Regions from separate parts of the Homo sapiens genome. Here region 2 is linked to region 1. A link is an interaction called in ENCODE POLR2A ChIA-PET data of the cell type or tissue named here. Cell type or tissue: PC-9. All regions are shown on one strand. Each heading gives the region's core, and the rest is flanking DNA. Links, peaks and the distances in the headings are about the cores only.

Region 1 (4,369 bases), core at 1-4,000:
AGAAAAGTGGACACTTGTCTATTTCCTTCCTTCTCTTTCCTTTGCTTTTGTGTTTGAGTGCACCTGCCTTACACCCAACTGTGCCTCTCCTTTTTTCAAACATTGTAATGAAGAATAAATACCCACTTTCTCTTAATACGATTGTGGTGGTTCTTTTCCCAGATTAAAGAGACTGGTGCTAACCTAGCAATTTGTCAGTGGGGCTTTGATGATGAAGCAAATCACTTACTTCTTCAGAACAACTTGCCTGCGGTTCGCTGGGTAGGAGGACCTGAAATTGAGGTAGGATGTTCCACGTGAAGAGACTTTGAGAAGTAGGGGTTCATCTTATGTGTTGAGGGGTGTTTTGATAGCCCTGCCTTAAATAACTGCATCACACCAAGGCTGGCAGATGAGGGGAGGGTGAGCTGGGAGAGAGGAAAGCGCTGGAATCTTTGTTACTGTTTGGATAACAGTGCTGTGTGTTTCTGGTGTTCCCTGGCATTTTGAAATTCTCTCCCTGTGTTGTCTCACTTGGCCCTGTCGTTGACTTACTAAGGCTGGAAGACCTGGTCTCATCCAAATACTAATGGCAGTCCCAGGCAACGGTGCCTCGGTGGTTCTCACTGCAGCGCAGTGCAAGGAACATGCAGGCTGGGTTCCCAGAGTGAGGGAGGGCTGCACAGATGGGAGATGAGGGTATGAGCTTAGGGGACGGGCGCCGGGTGATAGATCTGGGCAGCACCAAAGCCCCAATCAAGACGTCCAGCTCAAGAGCCTTGTTACCTAGCAAGGTGCTTTGGGTTGAACTGGAGATGTCTCGGTCAAAGTGGGGCAGCAGTTCTAGTGAACAAGTTGGTCTTAGATCAAGTTTTGCTCATTTGTGGCCCAGTTTTGAAAGTTAACTTCACCAGTACTGTCTTCATCCTTCTCCCTGACCACCCCAATTAGCTGATTGCCATCGCAACAGGAGGGCGGATCGTCCCCAGGTTCTCAGAGCTCACAGCCGAGAAGCTGGGCTTTGCTGGTCTTGTACAGGAGATCTCATTTGGGACAACTAAGGATAAAATGCTGGTCATCGAGCAGTGTAAGAACTCCAGAGCTGTAACCATTTTTATTAGAGGAGGAAATAAGATGGTGAGAATTCAACTATTTGTCCTATACTGTTGCTTATTTTGCTTCATGGTCTGGCTTTTTTGCCTGTGTGTATTTAACAGAGACACAGTCACCATAAGAAAAATAATCGTGGTTCTCAAACAATGACGTATCATGGTGTAAAATTACTGAAGACCATGTTAAATTGTTAATTTCACAAGGCACATTTGCCTTTCTGCTGTCCCTTAGAGTATACAATATACACTATGAGATTTTTATATCTTTTTAAATACTTAAACACAGTTTAAATATTCAAGTCCTGGATTTTAGAATGTTTGATACAGTTACATTAGGGGTTGGTTAAACTGCTAGCCCTAGCAACATAAGACTCATTTTAATTACAATATGGTATTATTACCAAGGATGACTTACATCTGTCCCTTAGGTAGAAAAAGGGAACCCAAGTGAATAACCATTGACGATCTCTGTTCTTTGAGAATGAGTTTTTAGCACATTGTGATAAATCTTTGCGAGTTTTGTCAGTTTTTGACTCTTGCTTGACCGTGTATCCTAGAATGAGTCACTGGCCGCCTCTGCCTCTTGAATTTTGTTAACTACATTGCAGGAAGGAAAGCTAGAAAGATAAATATTATCCGATAGTGGAGGCCATCTAAATATTAGAGCACAGCCTCTCTGTCTTTAAAAAGGTGCCAGATACTTGGCTCTAAATTGACTAGATCTTGATCACATTAATTCAGGCAAAGCTGTTTTCCTTAGATCATTGAGGAGGCGAAACGATCCCTTCACGATGCTTTGTGTGTCATCCGGAACCTCATCCGCGATAATCGTGTGGTGTATGGAGGAGGGGCTGCTGAGATATCCTGTGCCCTGGCAGTTAGCCAAGAGGCGGATAAGGTAAGGGATCTGTGCAGACTTAGTGAAAGATTCAGGCCTCGCTGATGGTGGAGACTGTGAAGCTGCGGAACAGCGAGGTGCTGGATGCAAAACAAGCATCGTGAGCTGTGTGTAGGTGACAGGTGTTTTAATCTAAGTTAATTCCCACGTTCCTGTATTCAGATTCTGGTTACCATAACCTAGCATTTCTCAGCTGTTTTCAGCCAGTTCGTCCTTGAAATAATAAATCTATAGTCTTTTAATGTTATTTGAAATTCAAAATTAATATTATAACTTAAAAATAAAGCCATAAGAGCTGCTGTATTTTGAGACATCTCTCACATGTATGTATACCCTCTGCCTGTATTCTGTGGTGACATTATAATATTCTGATAGATACAAAAATAAAGACAGCCTGTTCTTACAATTCTTTGTGAGCTGACTTTTCAAAGTATGTGATACAGTTGTGTTTTCACGGTGCCGCTGGGTTGTTTTGTTTCGCCAAGTGCACTCACCATACTTCTGTACCTTTCCAGTGCCCCACCTTAGAACAGTATGCCATGAGAGCGTTTGCCGACGCACTGGAGGTCATCCCCATGGCCCTCTCTGAAAACAGTGGCATGAATCCCATCCAGACTATGACCGAAGTCCGAGCCAGACAGGTGAAGGAGATGAACCCTGCTCTTGGCATCGACTGTTTGCACAAGGGGACAAATGGTGAGGAGCTGTCACGCCTCTGCGTGGAGGGGGGGGGATGTCTGATTTAAACTGAATAATCATCCACTGTATGTGCTGTGAGATGATGGTGTCTTTTTAAATATGTAAGCCCACTTCAGGTGTTCAAGTCCTGAATTTTAGAATGTTTGATTGCCGTAGGAATTGGTTAGACTACTAGACCTAGCAACATGAGACTCATTGTAATAACAGTAAAGTGCATATGGTACTATCACCAAAGATGACTTAGGTTTTAATCTCTGGTTTTTGGGAAGTAATGCCTTATTGCTGTTTTTACACAGATGTCTGTCAGTGGGCAGCATATATATAACAGCTCTGAAGTGGGCTTTAGTTCACAGTTCACTGTGTGGTTAATCCTGCACACTGTGGAGTGTTTTCTAAATGTAATATATAACCTCTGTAGCCACTTGTGTAGCTCGGCTCCCAAAAAGATATGGTGGCTGTAGCTTGTTGAAACAGTGGTCTCAGGCATTTCTGTACTAAATCAGGCCATGTCTGTAATCCATCCACAGAATGACAGCTTTTGCTTAAAGGTATAGGTACATTCTGCTTTCCATGCTCAAATTCCAAGGGTTTCAATAGTAGCAACTCTTTGTGAGGCAAACATTTAATGTTTCTAACTTGAATGCCTGGTTGTGCTCAAATTTAGCATTTCTAGGGCCGGGCGCAGTGACTCATGTCTGTAATCCCAGCACTTTAGGAGGCCAAGCCGGGTGGATCACCTGAGGTCAGGAGTTTGACACCAGCCTGACCAACATGGTGAAACACCATCTCTACAAAAAATACAAAATTAGCCAGGCCTGGTCAGGGCAGGCACCTGTAATCCCAGCTACTCGGGAGGCTGAGGCAGGAGAATCGCTTGAACCCGGGACGCAGAGGTTCCAGTGAGCTGAGATCGCACTGTTGTATTCCAGCCTGGGTGACACCTGTCTCCAAAAAAAAAATTAGCATTTCTAGATCTTTCTTGGAAATATCTTACATTTCAGCTGTGGTCAGATGGACTTACTTTAGATTTCCTAAGTTAGGGTATGGATACTTTGTGGGATAAGATGTTCCTGAAAAATGTCACCCTGTAGCTAGTCATTGAAGACAGTGCCCTCCCAACAGCTCTCTTTACCAGGTGCGAGTTCCAGAGTGTCCTTGGAAGTAATGAAATTACATTCATCTGAAAATGAAATATAACTGAAATTAGTGGCTTCCTGCTTGGCTTCCAGGAGTTTGTATTTCTTAAGTCTTACTGTGATTCCCTAAATCAGAAAGAGTTGGTTATTGATAGTTTATTGTATGCTATTTTAGGATAATCAGTGTCCTTGTATTTTTCAGATATGAAGCAACAGCATGTCATAGAAACCTTGATTGGCAAAAAGCAACAGATATCTCTTGCAACACAAATGGTTAGAATGATTTTGAAGATTGATGACATTCGTAAGCCTGGAGAATCTGAAGAATGAAGACATTGAGAAAACTATGTAGCAAGATCCACTTCTGTGATTAAGTAAATGGATGTCTCGTGATGCATCTACAGTTATTTATTGTTACATCCTTTTCCAGACACTGTAGATGCTATAATAAAAATAGCTGTTTGGTAACCATAGTTTCACTTGTTCAAAGCTGTGTAATCGTGGGGGTACCATCTCAACTGCTTTTGTATTCATTGTATTAAAAG
Region 2 (4,405 bases), core at 159-4,158, 99 kb after region 1:
GAGGTGCCACTAAGTGATGCTGGAAGTGCTCCAGGAAGCTGAAAAAAGGCATGACATTATGAAGAAAAAGTCGAATTGCTTCATATGTGCCATAGATTGAGGTTTGTAGCTGTGGTTGCTGGCCATTTCAGAATGATTTATCTTGTAAACAGACAGGTATCAATAAATATGGTACAGTGCTGTAAATGTAATTTCCTTCTGATTTTCTTAATTTTTTTCTCTAGCTTTATTGTAAAAATAAAGTATATAATATAGAATACAGTATATAATATTACAATACATATTGTAAGAATGCAGCATATAATACAGTACGCAATACATATAATACAGTTTATGCATTCATGGCATAATTTTATTTTTTTTGCTCCTTCTAAGCTACACAGTTCATCTTTTTTTAAATTGTTGTGAATTTCCAAAAAATTCTCCAATATATTTATTGAAGAAAGAAATCCGCGTATAAGTGGACCCATGTAGTTCAAACTGTGATGTTCACAGATCTGTACTTTAAATAATCTCCTGAGTACTCATAATACCTAGTATAATGTAATACAAAGGCTGGGTGCGGTGGCTCACGCCTGTAATCCCAGCACTTTCGGAGGCGGTGGCAGGCAGATCACCTGAGGTCAGGAGTTCGAGACCAGCCTGGACAACATGGCGAAACCCTGTCTCTACTAAAAATAGAAAAAATTAGCTGGATGTGGTGGCGGGTGCCTGTAATCCCAGCTCCTTGGGAGGCTGAGACAGGAGAATGGCGTGAACGTGGGAGGCGGAGCTTGCAGTCAGCCGAGATCGCGCCACTGCACTCCAGCCTGGGCAACAGAGCAAGACTCCGTCTCAAAAAAAAAGTAGTACAATATGTGTATTAATCTACTGTTTATGTTGTATTATGTTATGGGAAGGCTTCTGGTCACCAGTAGGCTGTTAGTAGTTTTCCATTAGTAGTTTTTCGGGAGTCAAAAGTTGTATGTGTGTGTGTTTTTTTTTTTTTTTTTTTTTTGAGACAGAGTTTTGCTCTTTTTGCCCAGGCTAGAGTACAGTGGCACCATCTCAGCTCATTGCAACCTCCGCCTCCCAGGTTCAAGCGATTCTCCTGCCTCAGCCTCCCGAGTAGCTGGGATTACAGGCATGCACCACCATGCCTGGCTAATTTTGTATTTTTCGTAGAGATGGGGTTTCATCATATTGGCTTGAACTCCTGACCTCAGGTGATCCATCTGCCTCAGCCTCCCAAAGTGCTGGGATTATAGGCGTGAGCCACCGCGCCCGGCTGTATGTGGATTTTTGATTGTGCAGGAGGTCGGTGCCCCTAACTCTTGTTCAGGGGACTCCTGTATATGGAAGGATGTGCATAGGTTACTTGGAAATACTATGCTGTTTTACATAAGGGACTTGAGCATCTGTGGATTTTGGCACCTGTGGACTTCCTGAAACCAATCCCCCAGGGTTACTGAGTCTATCTCTTTCCTGGTTAAGACAAGTTTTTGTTTGTCTTAAATTCAAATTTCTGGAAGCTACAATCTCACTGGCTCATCTTGGGTCAGTTGCTTATCCTTTTGATCCAGGTAGCTGGGTGGTGGTGGGAAAGGTAATGGAAGAATAAGAATCATGACTGGCTGTGTCCATTCTTGAGCTGGTAAGACAGTGCAAAAGAGATCTGCTATATTGCTCAATTAGAATACTTTTTAGACTGAAGCCCTGTGAGTGATTATTGCTGGGCTATCCTCTTCCAGATGCCTACTTCCCATTTCTTCCAGGCCAGGCTTACTTTAGTGGGTTTTACTTCTGTCCTGTAAGACTATGAAGATCACTTATTTTTAGTATAATACAGTTAGAACAGAAAGAGTTCTTGAAAAGTGAATAGGAAGTAAGAACCCCCCAAGGGAAAACTTAATAATTCAGACTATATTTTAGAATGCTGTTGCAGTAGGCTAGATGAGATATAGGAGTTACATTAAGGTAGAGGGAATGGAAAGAATGGAAAAGAAGAAATAGACCAAGGTAGAATTAATAGAACATAGTAATTGAAGAGGTAATATAAGGAGGAGGAGTTAAAAATGATTGATTTTTATATTATTTCAAATGGGAATGGAAAGAGATAAGTAGTTCAGTTTTAGATATTGTTTTAGTTTGCAGGGGCTGCTGTAACAAAGTACTACAGATTGGGTGCTTAAGAGAAATTTGTTTTCTCAACTCTGGAGGCTAGAAGTTTGAGATGAAGGTGTTGGTAGGCCTGGTTTCTTCTGAGGTCTCTCTCCTTGGCTTGTAGATGATTGTCTTCTGTGTCTTCATGTAGTCTTCTCTCTGTATGTCTTCATGTAGTTGTCCCTCTATGTCCTAATCTCTTCTTTTTTTAAAGACGCTAGTCATATTGGATTAGGGCCTACTCTAAGGACCTCATTTTAACTTAATTACCTCTTTAAAGATCCTGTCTCCAAATATAGTTACATTGTGTATACATGCAGGTTAGGGCTTCAACACGTGAATTACGGGGGGAGGGGCAGTGCAATTCAGCCCATGATAGACATGAATTCTTGAAGGCTTGGAAGACTGAAGCATTCCCTGTACACTTATTTTTTATAACTTAACTTCATTATAATATCTTTTTTTTTTTGAGACGGAGTTTAGCTCTTGTTGCCTAGGCTGCAGTGCAATGGCGCGATCTCGGCTCATGGCAACCTCCGCCTCCTGGATTCAAGGGATTCTCCTGCCTCAGCCTCCCGAGTAGCTGGGATTACAGGCATGCACCACCACACCTGGCTAATTTTGTATTTTTAGTAGAGATGGGGTTTCTCCATGTTGGTCAGGCTGGTCTTGAACTCCTGACCTCAGGTGATCCGCCCACCTCGGCCTCCCAAAGTGCTGGGATTACAGGTGTGAGCCACTGTGCCTGGCTGTAATACACTTTTTACTTTCCTGTCTCTCTCCTTCCCTTCTGTCACCTCTTAATGTATTCTGTAAAGATGGAATCAGGTTAATAAAGTATAATTTACACACAAATTTACCCTGTTTAGGGTGCAGTTCTGTTATAACACTTTTGAAATAGAATATTGGAGATTCCATGTCTTTTTTGATTACTTCCCCATTTACCAAATATTGGGTACATGTCTACTACGTATCTAGGACCTGTGCAACAATGTTTTCTGCATGTTTCATTTCTTCATTCCAAGTCCTTGAAAAGTGCCAAGAGGCATTTCTATTGAATGGAACAGTTTGAAGAGCATTGATGTAGCTAGAGTAGTGGTTTTCAAAGCTTTGTCCCAAGACCCCTTTACATTCTTAAAATTGAGGACCCAAAGGACTTTTGTTTATGTGGGTTTTATATGTAAAGATAGATATTTACCATATTAGAAATGAAGAATGAATACAAATTATTTAGAATATTTAAAAGTAACAATAAACTCAATATATGTTAATAAAAATAACGTTATCTGGATTATTATAAGACAATTGGATTCTCATCTCTCCCTTTGCAGTCACTTTGTTAAGTGTTTTGGTTAGTGTATATAAAAACTCGGCATCACACAGATTTATAGCTTGAAAAGGGATGAATATTTTCAGATGTTTGTATGTTCTTTGATACTATGTCAAAACTTGACAAGTGGTAGTTTCTTAACGTATCTGAAAACATGGCAGTCACCTTAAAAAATTAAATTAACTGTTAAATTAAAATCCATTTGTCTGGTAGTGTAGGATAGAGTCCAGAAATAGATCCACACATACATGGACAGTTGATTTTTGGACAGAAGTGCAAAAGCAATTGCATAAAATATAAAGGATATCGTTTTTCAACAAATGGCACTGGAATAGTTGAATAGCTGTAGGAAAAAAAAAAGAACTTTGAGCTATAGCTTGTACCATATACCAAAATTAACTCAAAGGGCTGTTAGACCTCAATGAAAAACCTAAAACTATGAAACTTCTAGGGGAAAATATAGGAGAAATTCTTCGGAATCTTGGGTTAGACCAAGATCTCTTAGGTATGACTCCAAAAGCATGATCCATAAAAGAAGTGGATAAATCAGATGGCATCAAAATTCAGAATTTCTTTCAAAATTAGAAAGACACTTAACAGAATGAAGACAGGATACAGAAGATGTATCTTATAAGGGGCTTGGAGTATATAAAAAATTCTCAGAACTCAGTAATAAGAAAACAATAACTCAGTTTTTAAAATGGTCCAAAGATTTGTATAGACACTTCACTAAAAAATACATGTACATGGCTATTAAGCATATGCAAATATGCTAAGCATCATTAGTCAAAACCATAATGAGACACCACTTCACACCTGCTAGGATGGCTATAATCAGAAAGAACAGGTAAGTGTTGGTGAGCATTGTAGAAAAATTGGAACCTTCATTTGTTACGCTAGGAATGTAAGATAGTGTGACTGATTTTGGTAATT

What was found. Peaks named below come from ENCODE experiments on the same cell type or tissue, not always from the same donor. Only the 100,000 strongest peaks of a DNase experiment are listed, where the experiment ranks them.
Region 2: POLR2A ChIA-PET joins it to region 1 with 12 read pairs; 26 of 35 experiments call an interaction of 5 or more read pairs at or near these places.

Annotation. Positions count from the first base shown.
Region 1 is chr5:10,260,630-10,264,998 of GRCh38, forward strand. It overlaps CCT5 (chaperonin containing TCP1 subunit 5), which reads left to right. Exons shown (of 11, transcript NM_012073.5): 7 at 163-282; 8 at 931-1,116; 9 at 1,852-1,989; 10 at 2,505-2,685; 11 at 4,027-4,369. The coding sequence ends at 4,154. Among named protein-coding and RNA genes, the nearest start is that of CCT5, 13 kb to the left of the region's middle. In PC-9, for the core only: no CTCF peak of the experiment used is centred there; no DNase peak of the experiment used is centred there; H3K27ac peaks cover 896 bases.
Region 2 is chr5:10,359,170-10,363,574 of GRCh38, forward strand. All of the region lies in intron 1 of MARCHF6 (membrane associated ring-CH-type finger 6), which reads left to right. Among named protein-coding and RNA genes, the nearest start is that of MARCHF6-DT, 7.3 kb to the left of the region's middle. In PC-9, for the core only: no CTCF peak of the experiment used is centred there; no DNase peak of the experiment used is centred there; H3K27ac peaks cover 629 bases.